Regions from separate parts of the Homo sapiens genome. Here region 2 is linked to region 1. A link is a loop called in an ENCODE intact Hi-C map of the cell type or tissue named here. Cell type or tissue: K562. All regions are shown on one strand. Each heading gives the region's core, and the rest is flanking DNA. Links, peaks and the distances in the headings are about the cores only.

Region 1 (2,500 bases), core at 1-2,500:
GAGGAGAGGGACTTTCCTAAGGCCCTGGTGAGTGACCTGCCAGTAGCCACTTCCAGGGGAGAGCAGAGCATCTGCAGCCAAATCATTGCAGCCCCAGGTAGCTTTCTAGAATAGACTGTGGACCAGATGGGCCACCTGAGCTCCCTGCTAGGGTTACACATTATAGCCCTGTTTGTTGTAGTAGAGAAATTTCATGACTCTCAATTGTGGACTTAAGCCGATGCCTCCAGACCTTGGCATGGTCCACAGGCCCTGGGAGCATGGGCTCTGAATGTAGCCTTTGATCCCCATAGCGGTCTTACAGCCCCTCCAAGTTCATTCTGAAGAAGGAATGGAGTGAGAATCCTGGCTGCAGATCCAGTCTTGAATTTAGTCATATACTTAAAATTCCAATTCAACTGTTAACATTCCAGCATCCATTTTAAGCATCAGACTTTCTTCATTTAGCACTTTTTATTATAAAAGGGAGATCTGCTGGAGGGGGATTTCTCCTACCCCACCCCCACCCAGGGAAGGAAAAGCTCTTTGGCACTTAGAAGTCTGAGCCGTGAGTGGGACTTTGGCATTGTCTGCATCCATGTGCTGCTGTGTTCACCCGGGGTGAAAAGGACTCACTTAGGCAGGCACCAGCAAGATGCACAGGGTCTGTGTAGACCTTGAGTTTTAGAGATGTAACGGGGACCTAGAAAACAAGCCACCAACATGCTTGCATGATTCTGAGCCCCTGAGGCAAAACGCTTTGCAGGTAATAATTCAGTTTTCCCATCTGAGCTGGACACCAAGCTCTTATAAGCGTGTTTACCTGGTAGCATTGAGGACGGTACTGGTCAACCTTGGAATTCCCATAAGGGCTTGTTACAACTCAGACTGCTGCCGCCACTCCAGCGTTTCCGGAGTGGAGAATGTGCATTTCTTCCAAGTCCCCGGGCTGCCGCTGCTCCCGCGGGTGGGAGGACCACACTTGGAGTTGACTGCAAAATTTCTGAGCCGGCGCTGCAGCAGCCTCCCGTGGCTCAGGTCTGCCCCCTGCCGGTGGAAGATGAAGCATACTGCCTTCACCTACTGAGGGGCACTGAAGCGTTTGTCTGCCTTCTTTAGTTGCAGCTACTTAGGAAGAGCACCTGTCAGATTGACTTTCAAACAGATAACTTCTTGAGGTAGAGCAACCACCATGTAGTGAGTAGTATGATGGAATAATACTTCATCGAGGTATTTTAAAAAAAAAAACTCACTTGGATTGCCAACTAATATTGTCATTTACATGTGACCTGGTTGCAACGTTAAGATTTTTAAAAGACTGTGATAGATATTGATGACTCTCATGTGTTTGTCTCTCTTGGGCGTTTTAAGGAAATGCTAGTGAGTCGGAGGAAGACCGCAGCGCCGGCAGTGTGGAGAGCCCGTCCGTCTCCAGCACGCACCGGGTGTCTGATCCCAAGTTCCACCCCCTCCATTCAAAGATAATCATCATCAAGAAAGGGCATGCTAAAGACAGCCAGCGCTACAAAGTTGACTACGAGTCTCAGAGCACAGATACCCAGAACTTCTCCTCCGAGTCCAAGCGGGAGACAGAATATGTGAGAGCTTTTCCTCTTGTTAAAGGAGGAGGGCAAGACCTGCCAAGCCTGGGTACTCAGAGCCTCTTGAGGGCAATTCTTACTCAACAAACCCCAGCGCCTGGCTGATGGGTGGGCAACCCCTAGCCCCTCTGTGCCCTACCTCTCTCCTCTCCTTACATAAAGAATATTGACCCTTTTGGAGAATCTTATGAGGATCAAGCTGAAATAACACTCTTAAAAGCATATGGGATGTCATAAAGACCTCTGCAGATAATGAAAAATATTCTCATAAAGATAGTTTTATTTACTTCATCCTCTATGCTTGTTGACCTGCTATTGGTTCCATACCAGCTTCTGTGCCTTACTCTGGGAAGAGCAAAAAGGAGACAGGGAGTGATGGTTAGCTTATTCGGGGGACTTTCGTGCTACATCAGACATAAGGTATCTGAGGAGCAAATTACAGGTCCCACTTTTGGTAGTTGTGCAGCATCGTAAGATTTTTAAAGCACACATTCTAGAGTAAAAACTGTGACTCTGTTGCTCTGGTCCTTCCTGATCCCCAGGGTCCCTGCCGTAGAGAAATGGAAGACACACTGAATCACCTGAAGTTCCTCAATGTGCTGAGTCCCAGGGGTGTACACATTCCCAACTGTGACAAGAAGGGATTTTATAAGAAAAAGCAGGTGAGTGAGGTCCTCAGTGTGTTTTCTTCCTCTTCTGTTGACACAGAGGAGAAACCCATCTCACCAGCCCCCAGGCTCTTCTGGCCATAGCTCTAACTCTGAGCCTGTGCAGCACCAGTGCCCAGGACTTGGTGCCAGTCTCAGGAGGTCAGACCAAGGGCTGCTTTGACTTGTTGCTCTGAGTGCTGCTATATTGGCCATAATCCTCAACCCTAGTGCCTTTCCACCACCCGCTTCCCACTCCTGTCCTTTCAATGG
Region 2 (6,644 bases), core at 2,118-4,617, 1.3 Mb before region 1:
TGCTTTAGGGGGATGAAGCCCATCCTCCCCCTTTGGCTCCTCCCCAGCCCTTCCTATTAGTTTTCTGTGTGTTCTCTGGCATTTGAGGGTGGTCCAGGCCCTTCCCCAAGTCCTGGGGTGATTTGGAGTTCATCACGTTGTCCACCTGGGTGAACAGTAGGTCTGCAGGCCCCATGTGCCTCCCTGCTTCCTTCCAGCCAAGGCTGAAGGAGGGTTGGTCTGTGATTTCCAGAGGGCTGACCACTCCCTGGCCCTCCATTCAGCTTATGCCTGCCATGCCAGTTCCGGGAGTGGGGAGGCATGAGGATTATGCCACTCCTGTCTCTGCTGATGTTCAAGTCTGTCACCATCCAGCCAGGGTCATACAGATCCTGGCTGGTACTCTTGGAACTATGCCCCTTAACCCATATTTCTTGCATGAGATCCTGCAGGGCTGTTTTCTCTGTGCCTTTGAGATGCTGAAGCTAAGCCTATCTAGATAGGTCTTCCAAACAGGAAGAAGATAGACTGCAGTCAAAGGAGTGACTTCAAATCTGAGTTCTGCAAGTGCATTTTCTAACTCTCAGTTTACTCATCTGCAGAATGGGTTTTGCAGGTGTAGCAATTTGTAGACTGAGATTATTATGTGTAAAGCAACTAACACCATTTTGAATCCAAGCAGACATTGACCAATGCAAGAGATGCTGCTGCTGCTGCTGCCGTGGACATGACTGCAATCTCTTCATGTCTCAGGAGTCTGCCCAGGCCTCATGGCATGGCCTGTTTCTGGCAACCTGCTGAGAGCTGCTGGATTTTCCTTTGTCCATTTGATGTTGCTGATTCTAGACAATACATTCTGTTACTGAGCTAAAATGTACATCTCCATACCTCACTGTTACTGTATGTAGAGACAGAGGTAATAAAGTGACTTTATCTTTTTTTATGGTAATGTCTGTCCTTTAAAATCTGTTCTCCAGGTTAACTGTCTCTAGCTTTTAAACTGCTGTGGCCATAAGACTGCAAATATTCTCCTTATGTGAATCTCTTTCCTCACACATCATTTGACATTGTTCTCATTCCATGGTGCTCCCAAATCAGTTTGATCTGAAGGGAGTGTGGGAGAATGAGCTCCACTCATCACCCTCCCCTGATTTATCCCACACCCGATCATCCCCAGACTTGGTGTTTCCAGGGCCACATAGCAATCTCTGGACATACTGATGGCTCCTGCCTTCTCCCTCCTCCTTGCTCCCTTCTCCCTCCTCCTTGGCTGTACTGGCAGCCTAAGTGGCCTTTAGTTCCTTGTTACCGCTGAGGGCTGCAATGCATGCTGTCATGGGTGTGTGCGAGGGCTTCTGTGTGACCTATAATGAGGAGTGGGATGGCTGGTTGTGCGGCAGATGCATCTGTAAACTCACCAAGTATAGCCCCGCTGTTGTGCAGAGCAGCATGCCACTCCACACTCACACCAGCAGAGCACAGGGACCTGTCTACTCACGTCTTCTCTATACTTTACACAAAGTAGTATGTTGTCATTATTTAAATGTGTGCTTTTGTTATTACTAATGAATCAGGGTCCTCTTCATATACTTGTTAGTTATTCAGGTTGCTTCTCTCAATTGTCAATTTTTATCTTTTGTTCACTTTTCTAATATATTTCTTCTCTCTCTTTTTTGATTTGTAAGAATTATCTGTGCATTTTAGATACTGTATACATCCAGAACCTAGATACTGTTTGCTGTAGGCTTTAAAAATACCCATCTCCCAGGAGACCATTTGATTTTTAACTTTGTTTTTGAAAAGATGTTTTCAACTTTGATGTAGTCGAATACATCAGTAACTACCTTCTGTATTTTTAGGTGGATTCTGAGGTTCTCTATAGTTTTGGTTGGTATTTCTATAGTTTTGGTTGGTATTTTAGTCTTTTAATTTTTAAATTTTTTGTTTCTTTTTCCTTTTTTTAAGAAAATAGAGATCGGGGTCTCGCTATGTTGCCCAGGGTGGTCTCAAACTCCTGGGCCCAAGCGACCCTACTGCCTCGGCCTTCCAAAGTGCTAGGATTACAGGTGTGAGCCACCACACCTGGCCATGGTTGGCATTTTAAATGTGTAGTTTATTTTTTATTCTACTTTCTCAGTTAAAAAAAATTAAAGTGTGGAGAAATGCTATTAATTTTGTATATTGCTCCTATTTCCATAAACCTTGCTAAGTTCTCTTGCTATTTTCAATAGTTTATTGATCCTCTTGTGTTTTCTATGTGCATGATCATATCATCTTCAAATATTGATGTTTTTGACTTTTTCTTTTTACCTTTTTGTTTTTATGATAAAGCTGTTTTCACTTCACTTTCTGTTTTCCCTTCTTCCTATTGGCTGGGAAGTAGGAATATGCAAACCTAGGGATGGAAGTCACATGGTGAAGATTGCAAAGCTCTCCCCTCAAACCTCACCTGATCTGGCCATTCACTGACCTGTGTGGTTTCATCTAAGAGCGTGGAAAATGTAATAAAGTGTGAAACTGTTGGCCAAAGTGGCTGCACCATTTTGCTTTCCCTTCAGCTATGAATTAGAGATACTGTTTTTCTTTCTTTCCCAGGCTAGATGGAGTGCAGTGGTGCAATCTCAGCTCACTTCAACCTCTGCCTCCTGGGTTCAAGTGATTCTCTTGGCTCAGCCTCCCGAGTAGCTGGGATTACAGGCTCCCACCACCATGCCCGGCTAATTTTTGTATTTTTAGTAGCGACGGAGTTTCACCATGTTGGTCAGGCTGGTCTCTAACTCCTGAACTCAGGTGATCCGCCCTCCTCAACCTCCTAAAGTGTTGGGATTACAGGTGTGAGCCACTGCACCCAGCCAAGCTCCTGTTTTGCTATATTCTCTCTAGCATGCAGTGTTGTCAGCCTTTTTTTCCCCATGCTAACAGATGTGCAGTTATATATCATTGTGGTTTTAGTTTTGATTTTCTTAATGTTTACAATCTTTTTATGTGCTTATTTGCCATTTGATATCTTGTCTTTGGTGAAATATCTGTTTAAATCCTTTGCCCTTTTTTTAAAAAGAAAGTTGGGCTGTTTTCTTATTGTAGAGCTTTGAATATTCTTTTTATATTCCAGATATAAGTCCTTTGTCAGATATATGACTTGCAAGTATTTTCTTTCATTCTCTGGCTTATCACTTTTATGTTCTTAACAGTGTCTTTTGAATCATAAAAGGTAAAATTTTGATAAAATCCAACTTAGTAATTTTTCTTTTGTGGGTCTTGCTTTCGGAGTCATATCTGATAACTCTTGGCCTAATCTAAGTTCACACAATATTTTTTTGTGTTTGATTCTAAAGGTTTTACACTTTACGTTTTCCATTTAGGCTTACGATCCATCATGAGTTAAGGAGTTGAGGAGGAGGGAGGCTGATCAGAGGAGGAGGAAGGCAGGACTGGAGGAGGATGGAGGCAGGTTTGGAGGGAGACGGGGTTGGAGGTGGAGGGAAGCAAGGTTGGAGGGAGGCGGGGTTGTAGGTGGAGGTGGGCGGGGCTGGAGGAGGAGAGAGGTGGGGCCGGAGGAGGAGGGAGGCGGGTTTGGAGGTGGAGGGAGGCGGGGTTGGAGGTGGAGGGAAGGGAGGTTGCAGGAGGAGGGAGGCGAGGCTGGAGGAGAAGGGAGGCGAGGCTGCAGGTGGAGACATCTTGGAGCTGGGCAGGGCGGTGAAGGGTTCGGAGCAGGGAAGGATGGTCTGAGGGAACCGTTGCCCAGGCCCCTTTATTGGTCACTCTGGTAGCCATGGTTGGTGAGAGAGGGCAGTGAGCCCCTCAGACATGTCTGTGTTCCAGCCACTGAACAAGTGATTGACAGGAGAAATACACAGGAAGGATTTTTGAAAGTGCTTCTTTGAAAAGGCTTATTGTTATAACTGTTAATTCTAATGAACAATTCTTGTTATTGATCTTATTACAAAGGTACTACAAGCAAACTAAAAGAAAAACTCAGAAAATACAGAAAAGTAAAAAGATCCCTTGTAAATTACTAGTCAGATTATTTATGAATATTGGTGTATATACATTATATATATAATATTTCTTATATATTATGTATTTTTCTCTCTGAATTCAAATATTTTAAGTAATTGTGATAACATATACATAATGTTTACCATGGTAGCCCGTTTTAAGCGTGTGGTTCAATGGTATTAAGGACGTTCCCACTGTTGTGCAGCCATCACCACCATCCAACTCCAGAACTCCTTTGTGACCTGACACAGGGCCGAGGGTACTGCCCTCCATTGCTCTGGATCTCAGGAGACCCAGTTCCAGCTGCAAACAGCCGGCCTCTGGGGCTCTGTGGGTGATGAGTCACTTAGCCCACAGGACCCTGGAAACACCCTCCTCAGCAGTCTCCTGGGAGACAGAGGCTCTCTCAGAGCCTGTGTCCCTGCCGGGAATGAGTGTTTCTCACCAGGAGGCAGGCCAGGGGACAGTTGTGGTTGGGTTATTTATTGCCATGACAGTTGAGCAGCGGCTGTGTATTCTCCAGGAGACATCCCCTGACTAGCGAAGGCCAGGGGCTCCGTGGCCTTGCCAACTTTCTGCCCTTGTTGGTATGGGACTCAGAGTTGCAGTGGGGCAGCAGGGAAGGGCTTCTCAGGATGATGAGGGCAGAGTTCATCTGTTCATCTCTTTTCCAGCTCCCTCCATCTCCCCGTAGGAGAAACAGCAGTGGGGGACCCTCCCCCGCAAGGAAAGAGGAAGCTGGAGGACTGGACTGGTGTGGAGCCAGGGCAATTCTGATCAGAGTATGGTGTCCTCTCTAGAATCGATCCCCCAGCTCAGGTCCTGAGGACATCTGGCAGGATCCTGGGAATGGGAGGGTCATGAGGAGAAACTGAGAATGTGTGTTCACAAACACTTTGCAAGACACAGGGGACCGTGCACCCATGTGTAACCTGGTGTGGAGAAGGAGGGCATTTCCTCTCCCTTCTGCAGGGATCAGGGCATGGGGTGGGGTCCCACAGCACCATCTTGGCACAAGCATGAGCTTTAGTGGATTCCCGTGTCCCATGGAGATGCCCTAGGAGGTGGGAAGGCCCAGCAGGACAGGGCAGCAGTGGCAGGAGGCAGCCCAGCAGCAGCTCTGGACATATCAGGAGGGCTCATTTATGGATTCTATTACAGGGTGTGGGGGAACTACAGTGAATTTCATCCTAAAGTCCTAGCACAAGAGAAGCAGAGAATGGAGGTGGTGCTTGGTGGCTGGCGAATTTGTAAGGAAGAATGCTGAAACACCCTACTGTGTTTCTGTGTGTACTGTGGTGTGGGTGTGCCTGGAGGAGGTGCTGGCTATTCTGTGGTTTCTCCGGGAAGAGTTAGGGACATACAGGTAATGCTGCTGGTATAGCCCTGTTTAATATCCCCAGGTTGGAGGTCTGGGAAACTTATGCTATTCTCCCAGCAAACCGGTGACGTAGGTCTTGCAGTGCCCACTTTGCAGATGGGGAAATGGAATCTAGGGGAAGTGACTTGCCCAGATGTGCATGGCTGGTCAGAGGCAGAGCCAAGGCTTGCCTTCACAGCTGTTCACTCTTGAGTTCACATTGTTCTACTCAGCAGAGCCCGTTTGTGTTTATTATGTGTATTGGCAGGTTCCTGAAAGGAGCGGCCTAATTCTCAGTTAATTGAATATCACAATTTGATTTCTTGGCTAGAGGTGAGGGATGAGCCTTAATAGGGGACACCTGGATATACTAAACACAAACACCTTACTCAGCTCTGTTTTATTGTTTTATGCCACTTGCTAAGTAACATTTTTAAATTTATTTGTTGCTATTATTTACTTTGGGCAGGTTACTTCTTGGGCTGCAGTGGGGGGAAGCCAGAGTCCCGGAGTCAAGTGAATATAGGATTAGGATTTAGTTTTAAATCCAGATCTATAATTTTGAGCATTATTTAAAAACTATCAATCTCAAGCCAGACATAATGGCATGCACCTGTAGTGCCAGCTACTTGGGAGACTGAAGCGGGAGGATGGTTTGAGCCCAGGAGTTCCAGGCTGCAGTGAACTATGATTGTGCCACTGCACTCCAGCTTGGATGACAGAGCAAGACCCCATCTCTTAAAAAACAAAAACAAACAAACAAAAATAACTTAGCGATCTCAGTTTCTTTGCCTATAAAAGGAATATAACTGTGCCTCCCTGGTATTAATTAAATGAGAATAGTTATGAAAAATCAAATCACCTTGCCCTAAAGAAATATTCAACAATGTTTGGATCCCTTCTCCTTTTCTCTACACTACTCTCCTTGAAATATTTTCTAAACTTTGGAATTTCCCTTTTAACTTCCCCTTTCCTCATGAGATCTACTCTATCTAGTTCTCAGGTGGCTGCAGGAAGGCTGGACTTCCTGTCCTGAGGACATGGCCTAGTGGGAGAGGAAGTGGCATAGTGAGGACTCTAACCCAGTCTTGACATGAGAATGACTGGGTTAGAGTCCAAGTTCTGCTATGGCCTGTGGTGTCTTTGGCCCTGGAAAGTCTGAATGCAGCAAAAAACCACCCAGCAGATACAGGAACAAAGCTGCCCCTCCACGGCCACACCCACCAGGGGCTGAGATAAGCATCTGCTAAGTTATAAGACAGAGGATGAATTTTAAGTCTTAAATGGGGAGAGGAAAGTCAAGCTG

The links. Peaks named below come from ENCODE experiments on the same cell type or tissue, not always from the same donor. Only the 100,000 strongest peaks of a DNase experiment are listed, where the experiment ranks them.
Region 2: it touches region 1 in a loop (13-fold over the local background); 11 of 110 quality-filtered maps call a loop at or near these places.

What each region holds. Positions count from the first base shown.
Region 1 is chr7:45,916,290-45,918,789 of GRCh38, reverse strand. It overlaps IGFBP3 (insulin like growth factor binding protein 3), which reads left to right. Exons shown (of 5, transcript NM_000598.5): 2 at 1,351-1,577; 3 at 2,123-2,242. Among named protein-coding and RNA genes, the nearest start is that of IGFBP3, 3.7 kb to the left of the region's middle. In K562, for the core only: a CTCF peak has its summit at 1,024 (motif pointing left); a DNase peak (open chromatin) is centred at 1,009.
Region 2 is chr7:47,225,743-47,232,386 of GRCh38, reverse strand. No RefSeq gene overlaps it. Among named protein-coding and RNA genes, the nearest start is that of SNORD151, 240 kb to the left of the region's middle. In K562, for the core only: no CTCF peak of the experiment used is centred there; DNase peaks (open chromatin) are centred at 3,546 and 4,386; H3K4me3 peaks cover 397 bases.